Linked DNA regions of Homo sapiens: region 2 is linked to region 1. Evidence: read pairs that join two places in POLR2A ChIA-PET (ENCODE). Cell type or tissue: A673. All regions are shown on one strand. Each heading gives the region's core, and the rest is flanking DNA. Links, peaks and the distances in the headings are about the cores only.

The links. Peaks named below come from ENCODE experiments on the same cell type or tissue, not always from the same donor. Only the 100,000 strongest peaks of a DNase experiment are listed, where the experiment ranks them.
Region 2: POLR2A ChIA-PET joins it to region 1 with 5 read pairs; 2 of 35 experiments call an interaction of 5 or more read pairs at or near these places.

The regions. Positions count from the first base shown.
Region 1 is chr21:44,919,288-44,927,258 of GRCh38, forward strand. It overlaps ITGB2-AS1 (ITGB2 antisense RNA 1), which reads left to right and starts at 1,748. Exons shown (of 3, transcript NR_038316.1): 1 at 1,748-2,040; 2 at 7,581-7,717. It overlaps ITGB2 (integrin subunit beta 2), which reads right to left and starts at 1,612. Exons shown (of 16, transcript NM_000211.5): 1 at 1,534-1,612. RefSeq lists a silencer at 203-262 and enhancers at 6,721-7,610, 7,611-7,971, 7,843-7,971. In A673, for the core only: no CTCF peak of the experiment used is centred there; DNase peaks (open chromatin) are centred at 5,514, 6,014 and 6,334; H3K4me3 peaks cover 622 bases; H3K27ac peaks cover 2,500 bases.
Region 2 is chr21:44,737,534-44,744,645 of GRCh38, forward strand. No RefSeq gene overlaps it. Among named protein-coding and RNA genes, the nearest start is that of TSPEAR, 30 kb to the left of the region's middle. In A673, for the core only: CTCF peaks have their summits at 5,098 (motif pointing left) and 5,300; a DNase peak (open chromatin) is centred at 5,058; H3K27ac peaks cover 1,040 bases.

The DNA.
Region 1 (7,971 bases), core at 5,042-7,541:
GGGACCTCTTCCCAGCAGAGGGACTCCCCCACTCATCCCCAGAATACTGAGGGGCACGCTGGGTGCCAGGCTGGCAGGGACCCTGGGGATTCTGCTGTGAGCTGGATGGGGAAGGAGTTCCTTCCTAAAATGTGGAGTCTGGAGGCCACTCTTGGTAAAGTGCTGGCCCCCGGGGATTCTGCAGTGAGCTGGGCATGGATTCTGCAGTGAGCTGGGCTTCACTCATGGTGAAACGCTGGGGTGACGGCAGACAGCCCAGAGCTTCTAGCAGCTCATTTCTGTGAAGCCTCCAGAATCCGGCCTCAGCCCCCAAACCCGCAGGCGTTGCGCCACCGTCACGGGGAAGGCGAGTGACAGCGAGTGTCCCCTATGCCCCCACAGCTCGCTCCCAGGCTGAGCTCTCCGGCCATCCCCCCCCTTCCCCATTGCAGCCATGCCACCCCTCCTTCTCCCCACCCAGGAACTGACAGAGGAGAGGGGCCCCGGATGGACAGGGACAGCAGGGCAGAATCCCAGCTCCCAGATCCAGGGGAGGGGGGATTGGGTGTGGGGACGGTGGTGCAAGGGGTGGTGCCAGGGGTGGAGGATGCATGGGGAGGGCTGGCCCCAAGAGTGCAGTGTTGGGGGAAGGGGGCCAGGTGGGCCTGGGACCCAGGGGCGTGGCTTCAATCCCCCTCCCACCAGGACCTTGGGAATGGCCTCCAGGAGCCTGTTGTGGGGAGGCCAGGGTCACCAGCTGAACCAACTCGACCAGAATCGCACAGCGGTGCCCGCTCCCCTACAGCAAGACGTCACCCAGGGGTCCCCACGGAGGAGGCAGGGAAGCTCGAGGGTCCCAGAGGAGCATGGAGCATGTGCCACACCACACCACACTACATTACACATGTGCACCATACATGTACATACAACAGACTCCCCACATCACATGCGCACACTCGCACACCATACATGCACACACACACACCACACTACGCTATGCCACACACGTGCACCATACATGCACACCATGCCACACTACACACACGACACTACACACCACGAACCACACCACACCATATCACACACCACACACTGCGAGTCGATCTGGAGATGGAATCGCTGTAGCCAGGCGGGGCAGCATGCAGACAGGAGGGCCTAACACAGGCAGGCGCAGCAGGTTCACAGAGGAGGCCCCGGGAACCTGCCTCCTGCCCAGCCCGGAGCACCAGGACCCCCCAGCCGTCCCCCTAGGGGCTTGTGGGCCCAGCCTCTTCCTGGCCTTGCCGGCCTCACAGCCCCTTGTCCTCCCATGCCGGCCCCATCCTCAGCCGCAAGCGCTCCCAGCACACCATGTGGCTCTGCTCTTGGTGGCAGGCACTTCCCCTTGCCGGGTCTCAAAGGGGACCCTGGAGCAGACGGTCTGGAGACCCCTTCCTGCCAGACACCCCTGGGCCGGGGCTATAAGCAGGGCCACCAGGGTCACTCCAGGCTGGGGCAGGAGAGTGCTTCCCTCCAAAAATCACCGTGGACATAGCGGGGCCTCTGCACACTCACCCTCGGTGTGCTGGAGTCCTCGGCGGTGCTCCTGGCTGGGCGTGGGGGCTTTGCTACCAGTCTGCCCTGGGTCACGTCTAGAAACCTCAGCTGGAGGCGCGGGTCGTAAAGTCCTGACACTTCCTGTTCCTCTCAGCTCCTCCTTGGAGGAAGTGGTGGGTTGCACCACCGTGGCCCTTCACCCCTGCCCCTCTCCGCTCTACAGCAGCTCTGATGTCAGAGAGCGGCCCCTTGAGACAGGTGGGACATGTCATTTCTCACATGAGGTCCCGGCGAGAAGGACCTGCTTCCATCAGATTCACACTTGGGAGAGGGGCCCGGCCTCCAGGAGCGCCAGGCAGAAAGGGCACCCATTAGGAAGAAGAACACAGAGGCCATGGGAGTGAAAAGTTTGATGCTGGAAAGCAACAGTAGCACATTCTGCTACAGAGCGGAATGAAAAACCCTGGGGAGCAAATTCCTGAGCCAGAGAATGGAGCGGAGGAACCAGCCAAGGAGGATAAAGAGGTGGGAACAGGCAAGAAAACCTGGGTGCGTGCACGCATTGACATCCACCTGCATGTGAGGGCGGGAGGGGACAGAACAGGGACAGCGAGGAGGAGACACTCAGGTCACAGGAGGAAGGCTGCGGATCTGGGCGGGGACGTGGATTGCGAGGCCACTGAACACCCCAGGGATGGATGGATGAGGTCCTGTTAACTAGGGACATTAGGAGGATACCACAGAACACGAAAGGGAAAATACTACAGGCTCAGAGAGAGAGAGAAGGGAGAGGAGGAGGAGGAGGAAGAGGAGGGAAAGAGATTATACCTAGAAAAAAAACCCAAATCAGACATCTTCAGAGCAAGGACTCAGACACATTACTACCCTAAACTCTGTTTTATTTATTTATTTATTTTTATGTTTTCAGTTTTTTTTGAGACAGAGTTTTGCTTTTGTCACCCAGGCTGGAGTGCAGTGGCGTGATCTCAGCTCACTGCAACCTCTGCCTCCCGGGTTCAAGCAATTCTCCTGCCTCAGCCTCCCAAGTAGCTGGGATTACAGGCACATGTACCACCACGCCTGGGTAATTTTTGTATTCTTAGTAGAGACAGGGTTTCACTATGTTGACCAGGCTGGTCTTGAACTCCTGGCTTCAAGTGATCCATCCACCTCTGCCTTCCAAAGTGCTGGGATTACTGGCGTGAGCCATGGCTCCCGGCTCCTAAACTCTGTTTTAAAGATGTCTTGCAGAAATAGACATGAAGAAATCCATGAGAAATACAAGAGCAGATGATACAAAGTTGGGCAAAGAAATAAGTAAAAATTATGATGTCATAACCTGTTGATTTAAAAAATAGTGGTAAGAATATTAACGCTGTGAAACAAAACGCCTAGAGGACTGGGTTGGGAGGGGCCAGGGAGCACATTGCCGTTCCATCCTATCTGGGGAGGAATATAGATGCTTGTCAGTGGGCATTTTGATAGAAAATATCTAAGTATATATGCTAACAATTCAAGAGTCTCCTTAAGAATAAAAATAGCATGTATATACCTGAAAAAAAATATGACAAATCTTTATTTTGGGCATGGTGGCTCAAACTTGTAATCCCAGCACTTTGGGAGGCCGAGGTGGGAGGATCACTTGAGCCCAGGAGTTCGAGACCAGCCTAGGCAACATTTGGAGACCCAGACCCTCATCTCTACAAAAAAATTTTCTAAGAATTCGCCAGGCATGGTAGCACGCGATATGGTCCAGGCTACTTGGGAGGCTGAGGTGGGAGAATTGCTTGAGCCCAAGAGGTTGAGGCTACGGTGAACCATGCTTACACCACTGCACTCCAGTCTGGGTAACTGAGAAAAAAAAAAAAAAAAAAAGGCAAATCCTTTAAAAGAAAAAAGTAAGGGAAAATAGAACAAACAAGAAAGGTAAATAAAAACCAAACAATAAAACATTGGGAATAATTTCAAACCCATCAGGAATCACAGCACCTGTGAATGGGTTACATTTTCTTGTTTTAAATCAACAAGGTCTTGCGTTGGGTTTTAGAAATAAAGAGACAAAACAAGTTCCAATGAAATGTTCTCTGTCAAGGGTATCTTCTCATTACAGACTTAGCCTAGAAAATAATGAAGAAGGACAGAAAGAGAATACCATTCTACTACACCCGCTGATGACTTAAAGTAAGCAATGACCCTCGCTGCGAACGTCACGGACGCAGCAGACGTTATGCACACACCTTTAATGAATTAGTCTTGATGAAATAACAATAGAAATCAAGAAAAATAGAAAGAACAAATGTTACTATTGAGCCTGAATCAGGTCGAACTTTTTAGATCTACAAAGAAGCATCAGGAGGGTGTGTTAGATGACATCGTAGGGATGCAATTAGCAAAATCCAGGCTGAAGAAACCCTCACAAGGCAAACAGCACAGTACAAGAGGAGAGACGAAGGGAGAGAGACCCTTTAGATTAAGAGATTTAATCTCTTAATAGAACCAATTGCAATGCATGGACCATATTTTAAAATCATTGTTAATTGTTTTAAGTGTGACAATGGTTTGTGGTTATGTTAAAAAGTCCCCATCTTTTAGAGTTACATGTTGAAATATTTGCAGATGGTGCAGTATAATGTTTCAGATTTATTTCCCAATAAAGAGGGGTGGGTTGGGTTGGGGGAGAGTCGGGAGAGGTGTTGATACAACAAGATCACCTGTGAGTTGATTATTTTTGAAGCCACTGTTGGGGACATGGGGCTTCACTAATCTATTCTCTCTACTTCTGTAGATGTGTGAAATTTTTTGTAGTAAGATTAAAAAAACATTTCAAGGAAGTGTAAAGTTATTATTTCGCGGGTATAAAGTTCCCGTTTTGCAAGATGAAATGGTTTTGGAGAAGTTGGTGGTGATGGTTGCACAGTACTAAGTGTCCTTAATGCCACGGAAATGCATAACTTCAAATGGTTAAAATGGTGAATTTATGTTATGTATATTTTATCACAATTAAAAAGTAAAAAGTGTAAGAAAGGCTCTCTATCAGATAAACTGTTAAAAGAGAACACTGAAGGCTGAAAATAAAGAAACGGAAAATACACGTATGTGCTAGAAAATACTAACGAAGATATCGTGTAACATCAAAAAGATAGAAATCAAAGCAAAATGCATCAAATGGACAAAGGAAGATGTAGCCAATGAGAGTCAGAATCCACAGACAGTTCAGCAGCCATAATCCTTTGTGTGCCGAACTTCAAAATATATAAAACAAAGACTGACAAATATATAAGCAAACTGACACAGCCCCAAACAGCAAATATCTCTAACAGATCTCTCTCAGAAATAAACACATCAGGCCAGTCGCGGTGGCTCACACCTGCAATCCCAGCACTTTGGGAGGCTGATGTGAGCGGATCACCTGAGGTTAGGAGTTCAAGACCAGCCTGGCCAACATGGCAAAACCCTGTCTCTACTAAAAATACAAAAATTAGCTGGGCATGGTGGCGCATGCCTGTAATCCCAGCTACTTGGGAGGCTGAGGCAGGAGAATCACTCAAACCTAGGAGGCAGAGGTTGCAGTGAGCCGAGATTGTGCCACTGCATTCCAGCCTGGGTGATGAGAAGGAAACTCTTACTCAAAAACAAAAACAACAACAAACAAACAAGAAAAAATCAAATAGAAATGCAAATTTGGCAGGTAGAGAATTTGAGGAACGTAACCATTCGTCTCCAACTTAAACACAATTATGTTACAAAGTGGGACAATGATAAACACATAATTACTAGACCACAAGGGAAATAACCACATATTCTAAAGCACAAAGACCATAAGGAGGCCAAATTCACGGACACAATTGAATGAAATTAGATGCTGTCCAAAGGATGGCATGAAAGAAAAAAAACAGCACTCCTGAAAAGTGGACCCAAATATAGCCTAGATCACATACATCCATGGTGCCACACTCACGCTACGGGGTAATGAATAAGAGCCCTTGAAGTGCTGCTCTGAAGCCTCGTGACCCACAGATCCGTAACACTGAGATTCTTCTGAAAAGCAAAATGTAGAAGGAGGCATTGAAGAATAACATGCACCTCGTCCCTGCAGACCCACACACCCCTAGAGCAGGACAGTGGTTACCCCTGAAGACAGAGAAGGCTACGGGCCTGGGAGATGGAAGCAGAGGGCTTCAAAGTTCTATTGTAGAGTTTTCTTTACTAAAAAGGAAGAAAAAGTTCTGGGCAAGTCAGGCAACATGTTAAGATTTGGTAAGATGAGAGGTAGCTGTTTGGGGATTGGTACTAGTGCTCTCCATGCTGTTCTGTATTCTTAAAATAGTTTATATCTTTTTTTTTTTTTTAAAGGAGCTAGGAGGAAGTGACTGCAAATGAGCAGAAGGATCTTTCAGGGGGTGGAAATGCTCTGAAATTAGATTGTGGTGATGATTGCACAATTCCGTAAATTTTCTTTTTGTTGCTGTTGTTTCTTTCTTTCTTTTTTTAATAGAGACTAGGTCTCGCTACGTTGCCAAGGCTATGGTGAGCCAAGATCACACCACTGCACTCCAGCCTGGGTGACAGAGTAAGATCCTGTCAGAAAGAAAGAAAGGAAGAAGGAAGGGAGGGAGGGAGGGAAGGAAGGAAGGAAGGAAGGAAGGAAGGAAGGAAGGAAGGAAGGAAGGAAGGAAGGAAAAAGAAAAGAAAAAATAAAAACTGAACTCACATGAGAACCACAGCCCACAAGAGGCAGGTCTGGACTTGTGGTCTAACCCTAACCAGACTGACTGCTAGCAAAACAAAAAGATCATTGTTGTCCAGAGGATTTTAGTAGAATCCAGAGTCTTATTAAATAATATTCAAAATGTCCATGATACAACCCAAAAGTACTCAAACAGCAACAAAGAAAACCTTGAGAACTTGTAAGAGAAAAGATAACTAATAGATGCCAACTCCGAGATAATCCCAATGCTGAAATGATCACACGGAGCATTAAAACAGCTGTTAGAGGCCGGGCGCGGGGGCTCACGCCTGTAATCCCAGCACTTTTGGAGGCCGAGGCGGGTGGATCACGAGGTCAGGAGTTCGAGACCATCCTGGCTAACATGGTGAAACCTCGTCTCTACTAAAAATACAACAACAACAAAAATAAATCAATAAAAATAAAATTAGCTGGGCATGGTGGCGGGTGCCTGTAGTCCCAGCTACTTGGGAGGCTGAGGCAGGAAAATGGTGTGAACCTGGGAGGCGGAGCTTGCAGTGAGCCAAGATCGTGCCACTGCACTCCAGCCTGGACAACAGAGCGAGACTCCGTCTCAAAAAATATATATACAATAAATAAATAAATTAATTAATTAATTAAATAAAGGCTGGTGGAGGGAGTGAAGGGGAGGGGCTAGGGACCGTGGGGCTTCCCAGAGCCGTGACCTTGCTATGGGGGGACCCAGACCTCCATTCCGGGGACTCACTCAGCACTCATCTTACTATCCCCCATCTGATGTGCCTGTTGCACAAGGCTGGAAGTCAGAGGCTGTGCACGTTTTTCTTTGTGGAGACAAGTGAGTAATTGGTGCGTTTAGTGTAAAAATATCAGGTGTGGCTGCACGGAGTGAAAAATCACAGGCTCCACGGAGCCGGGAGGCCTGCTGCCCTGCCCTCTTGCTTTGATGAGGAAATGGCGACCGCAGAAGGAAATGTAGCAGCACCGGCAACCGGCATCCGTGGGGCCACGCCGGGCTGCTTCCCAGGGCCCTCCAGCCAAGCAGCCACAGGAAAGAGTAGATGTTGATCCCAAGCTAGGACTGAGGAGTCCGTCCCTAAGAGCCGAGGGAGTCAGGTGGGCGAAACTGGCCGCATGTCTGGGTACAACTGCTCAGGGTTTCTCATCTGCTGAATCACCAAGCTAGGTTCTGAAGCCAGGCGTGAGTGAGCAGGACTGGAGCAGGATTCTGGGAACAATCTTTTCCCTCCAGTCAGCCCAGAAATTCCATTTGCAGTCACTTTCACTTATGTATTCCAGAAAACTACCTGCTGTCATCAGGGGTTGGTTGGTTGAGCCTTTCCCTGTGCTTGCCTGGCAGACCTGCGTGCTCTGAGGCTGCCCGACCCTGAGCTCCAGAACAGACCATCGAGTTCAGGAGACAAGCATGTCAGCCATGACACAAGGCAGATGAGAGGGACCCCCAGCGTCCACACGTGGAGGCAGCGGGGGCAGCCGGTGAGCATAGATGGGGAAGGAGATTCAGAGCCTGAGGGCTGCTCTCCTGCCCTCCCATCCTGGACACTGGCCTGGGCCCCCCAGCTTCCCTTCGCCCAGCTTCCACCCCCATAACACACAACCCCAGAGCTTGGGAAGGAGGTCTCTCTGTGACAGGTGGGATTCTGGAAGTTTCCACGGAGGAGACCCCATAGGAGCAGGGTTTGAAGGTCAAGAAAGATGCTAAGGATGGAGAGGGCCAGTGGGGAGAGGGT
Region 2 (7,112 bases), core at 4,054-6,553, 180 kb before region 1:
CCCTCTTCCCTTACACACCACTGCTTGGCCAAACAGCAGGCAGAACAAAGGATAGGGATAGCCTGCCACTGCGTGGACTCTGGTTTTTCTCCCACTGGTCAAAAATGCAGCGTGAAGAGTGATTTGGGGGAAAATGAATTTAAAAGGTGTCATATTCCAAAGCATTTTGAGTAATAGAGGAAGTTTCTTCCAAATGGATGAGGGAAATAAATGATTTCCCCCAAATTGTCTCCCCTCTCAGCCCAGCCCTCATCCATTAAACAGGCAGCCTGCTTCTTCTAACAGCCCACTTGAACAGTGGAGTTTGAATCCAAAGATGGAGGAAGAACCTCAGAGCATGGAAGACAAGAGACTCAGCCTGGGCGTGGCAGGGAGGGCTTCCTGAAAGACAGGGTGCATAAGACAGGTTTTGAAGAAGGGGTTTTGGGGTGGAAAAACAAGGGGGACAGGAGTTTCAGGCAGAGAACATGCTGGTGGATGCCAGAGCATCCAAAAAGGAGAGTGCAGGAGATTCTCAATCAAGATATGCTCGCAAAGGAGCCGACATTCACCAGAAAGCTCATTAGAGGCCTTAAGAGCTCACCACAAACTGTCATGAAGGCAGAACCAGAACCAAATGTTTTCTTTGTTTATGAAAGGCAACATGGCTCTTATGCACCTGGTGGAATGTACAAGTCATGTTTATTTGGGGGCAATCTCTCAGTATTTAAAATGGCAATACCTCTGACCCAGTGATTCCTGTTTGGGACTTTTTTTTTATATATACAGATTTACCTCCACATACATATAACAACATGAGAACCAAAATATTATGGCAGTGCTGTTTAAGAACAGAAGATGGAAACAAATTGGCTGTCAATACAGAGGGGACTGAGTAAAGGTTGGGATGCCAATTCAAGGGACACTATGCAGCCACTCAAATGAAGACGATACATCTGGACATTTTCCATGACACAAGATCCCAGATAGATCATTAAGAGAAGCAAAGATGGCAAACAACCATCTTTCGAAGGATGTATGAATCCAGCAGCTGGCAGAAATGGATTGGAGGAAGTCATCATCACTCTATGCAACTCTAAATCATGTTCCCGCATCGCTACTCAAAATACTCAATCTGAGTCAAGGCCTTGGTCTGGCAAGCACCAGCTAATTGGGCTCTCTGTCCTTCCTGCAGAGACCTCTGAGCAGCAGCTGCCTGGTGTCCTCCACAGGGGTCAGCCTCTGACCTGGGAAACCCTGACGAGCCTTACCTTTCCACTCAGCACACATGAAATCAAGAGGAATACACCATGTTTCCAAGCTTTCTCCTGTCCTGGAGCCAGGAGCCCCAAGTCCCCTGAATGGCATAGGCCCCAAGGCCAGCCAGGCAGCTGTTAGCAGGGGAAAGATGAGTGGGTGCTGGACAGGCCAAAACCATATACATCCCCACAGAGGCAGTGGCAATAATCCCAGTGAGAGAGGAGCAAGAAAGGAGGGACAACTATACCAGACTTAAGAGATGCAAGGGGAGTGAATCGATAGCAACCTTAGAAAAAAGGTCTTCAACCAGGGGCTAGCCCCACTCTCTCAAGGGCATGCAGTCCTCAGAGGATCCAGGCCCAAGAGCTTTAAGAGACATATTATTTTCTTGAAATGTAAAGTGAAAAGTTGGCATTAAAAAAGGGATGTTGAGGCCGCAATAGGGTGCTCTGAAGGTAGAGTGGGTACAGTGGCTGTTATCCTTAACTGCTCCTTTTCTAGCCCCTGCACTTGCCAAAAAACACATTTCTCCTGGGGCAGTCCTGTTCAAGCAATGACAATGTAGGAAGAAAGCAAAGATGGCAGTGTAGATCCCAAGTCCATGTAGGAGACACCTGGGACAAGCTTCAGTGTCCCTCCCTCTGTCCATCCACCTGCCCAGCCATCCATTTATGCATCTATTGCTCCTAGACCTAGGGTATCATGTTACCCAAACAGCATGCTGTGAAATGCCGCTCTGCATCCTCTCTGTTCTGGGCCATGAGAGCTCCACTTCTGCCCCTGCACCTCAGCCCCAAGGTCAGTTGTATATTTGTAGCATCTCAAGGAGGAGGAAGTGGGAAGTTTCACATTTCCTTCTGATGGACCAGTAATAAATCTTTAAGGAAAAGGACACACATCAGAACTCCCTCTCCCTCTCTTTCTTCCTCTCCCCCATCTCTCAGAGCCCAGCTGCCATGTAAAAAAGTCCAGGCTATCCTGCTGGACAGGCCATATGGTACAGAACTAAAGCACAAACTGACTGCCAGCCCTGTGAGGAAGCTTTCTTAAAAGTGACACTCCTTTTAAACACTGCAGATGATGCATCCCCAGCCAACATCTAACTGCAACCTCATAAGATGTTCTGAACAAGAACCACCAACTAAGCTTCTAGTCCCTGACTCCTAGAAACTGTGTGGCATAATACATTTGGCTGTTTTAAGCTACTGTTTGGGGACAGTTTGTTACACAGCAGTAGACTGTAGTGCATACTATAAATCCAGAGTCACTTTGCATTTGGACACAAGTCTTTCTTCTTGCTGCCCAGCTGCTATGTTTCCACTTGTCCATTCGGTCCTATCAGTCCTGACTTGACTTAGATCACATGAACAACAACACAATGCCAATTCTAGCTTAAATAAGACATTTAGCACAGTTTTCAAAATACTCATCCTAAGCTCCAGACTTATTAATGGCCAAGACATTATTATCTCTTTGCTTTTTAATTTCTGCAGGGCTCAGTTTCATTCTATCACAAAATGATGACAGATGCAGGAGGCAGGTAAGTGAGGGTCCCCACAGAATCTCCAGCCCACCCCACAAGTGTTTATATCAGATACTTTTGTGTAGATGAGGGAACCTGCCCAGAGTCTTGTCTGCACATGCTTGCAACGGACTGGGGGCCCCCCTGTGCACTGGGAGAATGGGGTGGAGGCATGGGAAGTGCATGCCTTGTGCAGCGGGGAGGAGCCTGGCCTCTTCGGCTTGTATGTGGTGGCCTGGAATTCAATCTGTGAGGTGCGACCCTGTTGGCAGGACCTCATTTTATTTTTGCCAAGAGCTTTCTTTTAATAAATCTCACCTTTCAACATGTCCACGTGCCTAATTTTTTCCTGGTAATGGGACAAGAACCCAGGTTTTAGCTGAGCTAAGGAGTAAAAATCCTGCATCATTTTGGTGGCCCATACAGGGACACGAGCAAAGGTGAGTAAATGCGGACCAAAACATCTTTTTCCCTTTTGTTTTTGAGCCTATTTGTCCTCAGACTTCTTCTGAAGGTAAAGGAAACAGGCCCCCACCCTTGCCACTCCCAGGGGTCAAGAATGTCGGCCTCGGTCCGACCCAGACTTTCTATGGCATTTTCCTTCATTGTTTGGGACAGATGGGCAAGCGGCAACTCCCCGCCCGCCTGGCCTCCCCTCCCAGCTGGGGCTGGGGTGCATAGCTCAAAGGCTGCATGTGGCAGGCTGGCCAGCATTCCCCACCATATGTCCATGGTGTCTCCTCATTCCATGACTGAGGAGTCCAGCTCCATTCAAGCCCTAGGGAAGAAACAGCAGTAAGTTTCTCTCCCTGTTGGAGGAAACTATTTGTATAAGAATAAGAGGTTCTTTCCCAAGGCATCTTTCCAACCCTGCACTTTAAGCTTTTTTTCTTTTCTCCACCAGGTCAGGAGTTAACTTTTAAGTGAGAGGGTTTTTTTCCCCCTTTTAGAAAGCACTTTAGTAGGCCAGAACCCTAGCTATCACTGTTTTTCTCTGTAAAGTTTTAATTATGAAAAAGGATTTGTAGGCCAGCTGCAGTGGCTCACATCTGTAATCCCTGCACTTTGGGAGGTCGAGGTGGGTGGATCACCTAAGGTCAGGAGTTCAAGACCAGCCTGGCCAACATGATGAAATCCTGTCTCTACTAAAAATACAAAAAATTAGCTGGGCATGGTGGTGCGCACCTGTAATCCCAGCTACTCAGGAGGCTGAGGTAGGAAAATCACTTGAACCCAGAAGGCAGAGGTTGCAGTGAGCTAAGATTGCGCCACTGCACTCCAGCCTGGGCAACAAGAGTAAAAAACTAGGAAGGAAGGAAGGAAGGAAGGAAGGAAGGAGGGAAGGAAGGAAGGAAGGAAGGAAGGAAGGAAGGAAGGGGGAGGGAGGGAGGGAAGGAAAGAAGGAAGGAAAGAAAGAAGGAAAGAGAGAAGAGAGAGAAAGATGAGAGAGAGGAGAGACAGAAAGAAAGGAAGGAAGGAAGGAAGGAAGGAAGGAGGAGGGAGGGAGGGAGGGAAGGAAAGAAGGAAGGAAAGAAAGAAGGAAAGAGAGAAGAGAGAGAAAGATGAGAGAGAGGAGAGACAGAAAGAAAGAAAGGAAGGAAGGAAGGAAGGAAGGAAGGAAGGAAGGAAGGAAGGAAGGAAGGAAAGATTTGTGAGTTGGTCTTAAGCTACAGCCAATCTGGTGTGCTCTGCATGTCTTTCTGTATGGTCAGTAGCAAACTTTGCTGCAGGCCTCCATCTTGTTTTATGTCCTTGGGAGCATGACCTGTAGCGACATGGCAGTGCTTTGGTTTAGCCTTCACCATTTTACAATGGCGGCCCAGGTCCAATCCTGGCTTAGGGAATGAGTTCTTTCTGGTTTGATATCTACATGACCTTTGCCATTTGTTGATTCCCTTCCCCTCCACAAACTGCCTTGGATTTTCCTTTCTCTGAACCTTCAGAAAAGTTTGAAAGCCAGAAATATTGGCCGCTTGGCATGGCTAAAGCTGGGTAATGAGATTTAAAAGGATTTTATTAAAGAGCACTCAGCTTAATTAAAAGTGGATATCCAAGTTACAGGTATATTTAAAAGGCCTTTGTTTTTCTCTTCTTGGATCTTGTTTTGCTGGAAAGAGGTTTTTTCTCAGTCAACTGAATTATTTTTCTCCATTTTGCCTTGCCACTCTTAATGCACACATGAAAGATGAGAGACCTCTGATTTCCTCATGGAGCCCCAGGAATTAGAGGCAGATGGATCCCTCTCAAAATCTGTTTTTGTCTCCCAGCTATATTTGCTTATGAGAGCCTGGAAACTGCATGTTTTCCTAGTCTTGCTCTTAAAGGGCTCCACCCAGAGGCCAACAATCCAATTATGAAAAATATTATAGCTACTGAATCTTCTTCTGCCTGTGTAGTTATATATGTGTTGTGTGTGTGATGTCTATTAAAAAAGAGCTCTAATTAATTGACTTAAGGAAGGATAAGCACTTGGATCAAATATTTTTTAAAGGTAAGATAAAAGCTGTGGTACCTTTTAGCTCACGTGACTTTAGTTTATGGCTTTTCCATAAATTGAGCATTGAAATAAAAGCCCAAAAGGGTTCTCTTAAGACACTAATCTGCTATCTAGCAAAATTTGTAAAGGGTTATAAAAAGTTTTTGCTTCTTAAAAAAATGTCTGAGTCATCATTTTGGTGAAATAAATAACTTATGGAAATCTGGAATTCTATTTCATAACATCAACTCTTTAAACTTCTAACATATTTGACAGGCTTCCCAAAATCAAATTCCTGTTTCAAAAATTGTCTTTCCTGATCCCTGGCTTTTGGATGCCACAGAGGGCCCCTGGAGCACCCAGAAGAGAGGTAAACAGGATTACCTGACACAGTTAGGTACATGGGATTACCAAAATGATCTTTAATATTCCTCAGGTTATATTTTAGGGAATAATATTAATATATGTTCCAAAGTTGTATGGGATTTCTAAAATTCTAATGTCTGAGTATATGCTATCGATCACAATTAAGGTTGTTAAGTTATTGTAAACTATGGAGATAACCAAATGTATTTGTCAGTTGTGTTTCTGACTGTAACTACCCTGGACATTTTGTTATTCATAGACAATTGTTGTCTTGTTTTGATCCTCTTCAAAGGATGGTTTATAATCAGCTACAGAACTTCACCAGGTGCTCTCAAATGCAGGTTTCTAATAATTTTGGAGATTGTGACATTAGAATAAAGGAAAAATGTACCAGACTCATGAAGAGCTGAAATGTTCACAAATAGCAAGTAAAACAAGAGTTAACTGAAAGGACTGAACTAATAGAAAACTGAAGTAATATTTTTTACTTTTGCTTGGAAAATTGCTGATCCTTTTGTTTTTAGAGTCAAGGAAACATTTTGAGCTATTTATGGCCTTTAATAACTAAGTAAGGTATACTACTGTGAACACAATTTGGAACATATTTGTCTCTCTCTCTGCCTGGCTTCTCCGGGATTTGGAAACTAGTTGTAAGTATTCTTAACTTATGACAATATAGTTGTTTGCATCAGTGCAATAAGAATCCATTTTCTTTTGCAACAAGACACAATTGGAGAAACTGGTTGTTTTACCAAGGCTTTGACTAGAAGGGTATGCTCACCTTTAAGGAGTCAAGCTCGATTTGCAGAGCCAACAAAAGACCCTTGGGAAAACTGGCCTCATAACTGGTCTACACAGTCCCCATACAGGGTTCCTAACCTGTGGTGAGTAAAGCATGTCACTTTCTAACAGGTCCAGGAACTCCATGCTATTGGGACCTCAAGAAGAGAGTTGTTTACCCAGCTTACAAGTATTTGAGGGTACAATCTCAGCTTTAGAAAGGCCTATCTGACATTCCTTGTGAAACAGAGTTCCATCAAAGCCCATGTAAATCTAAAAGGCCCACGTTAAAATAATTATGCTTGCTGCTCTTTATGCAAATAATCAGGCCAAGTATAAGACTAAAGTCTGTTTTGCAAACAACTCAGTCCTATCATGATTTGTTTTTAAAAATGAGGACTGGAGAGAGACATTATGTTTCAAAACTTATCATACGTTTGTCATTAAACTCTAGACTCATTCGTTGTTTTTGCGTTTTGCCTACATTTTAGACTAACCCTGCTTATTCCTGTGAACCAACCAGCCATCTCCAACTGCAGCTCAGAAGGAACAAAAGGGGATGGGTAATGTAAAAATCTGGATCCATATTTAATTCTGAGCAATGATCCTGCAAATCCTGCCAGGTGATGGGAATAAATATAGTGCCCATCACCTGGAGGTTTCCTTTTTGTGAAAGTAAGACCAAGGGAGCTAACCAAAGCCAAGCCCCATGCACCCAGACCTTAGCAA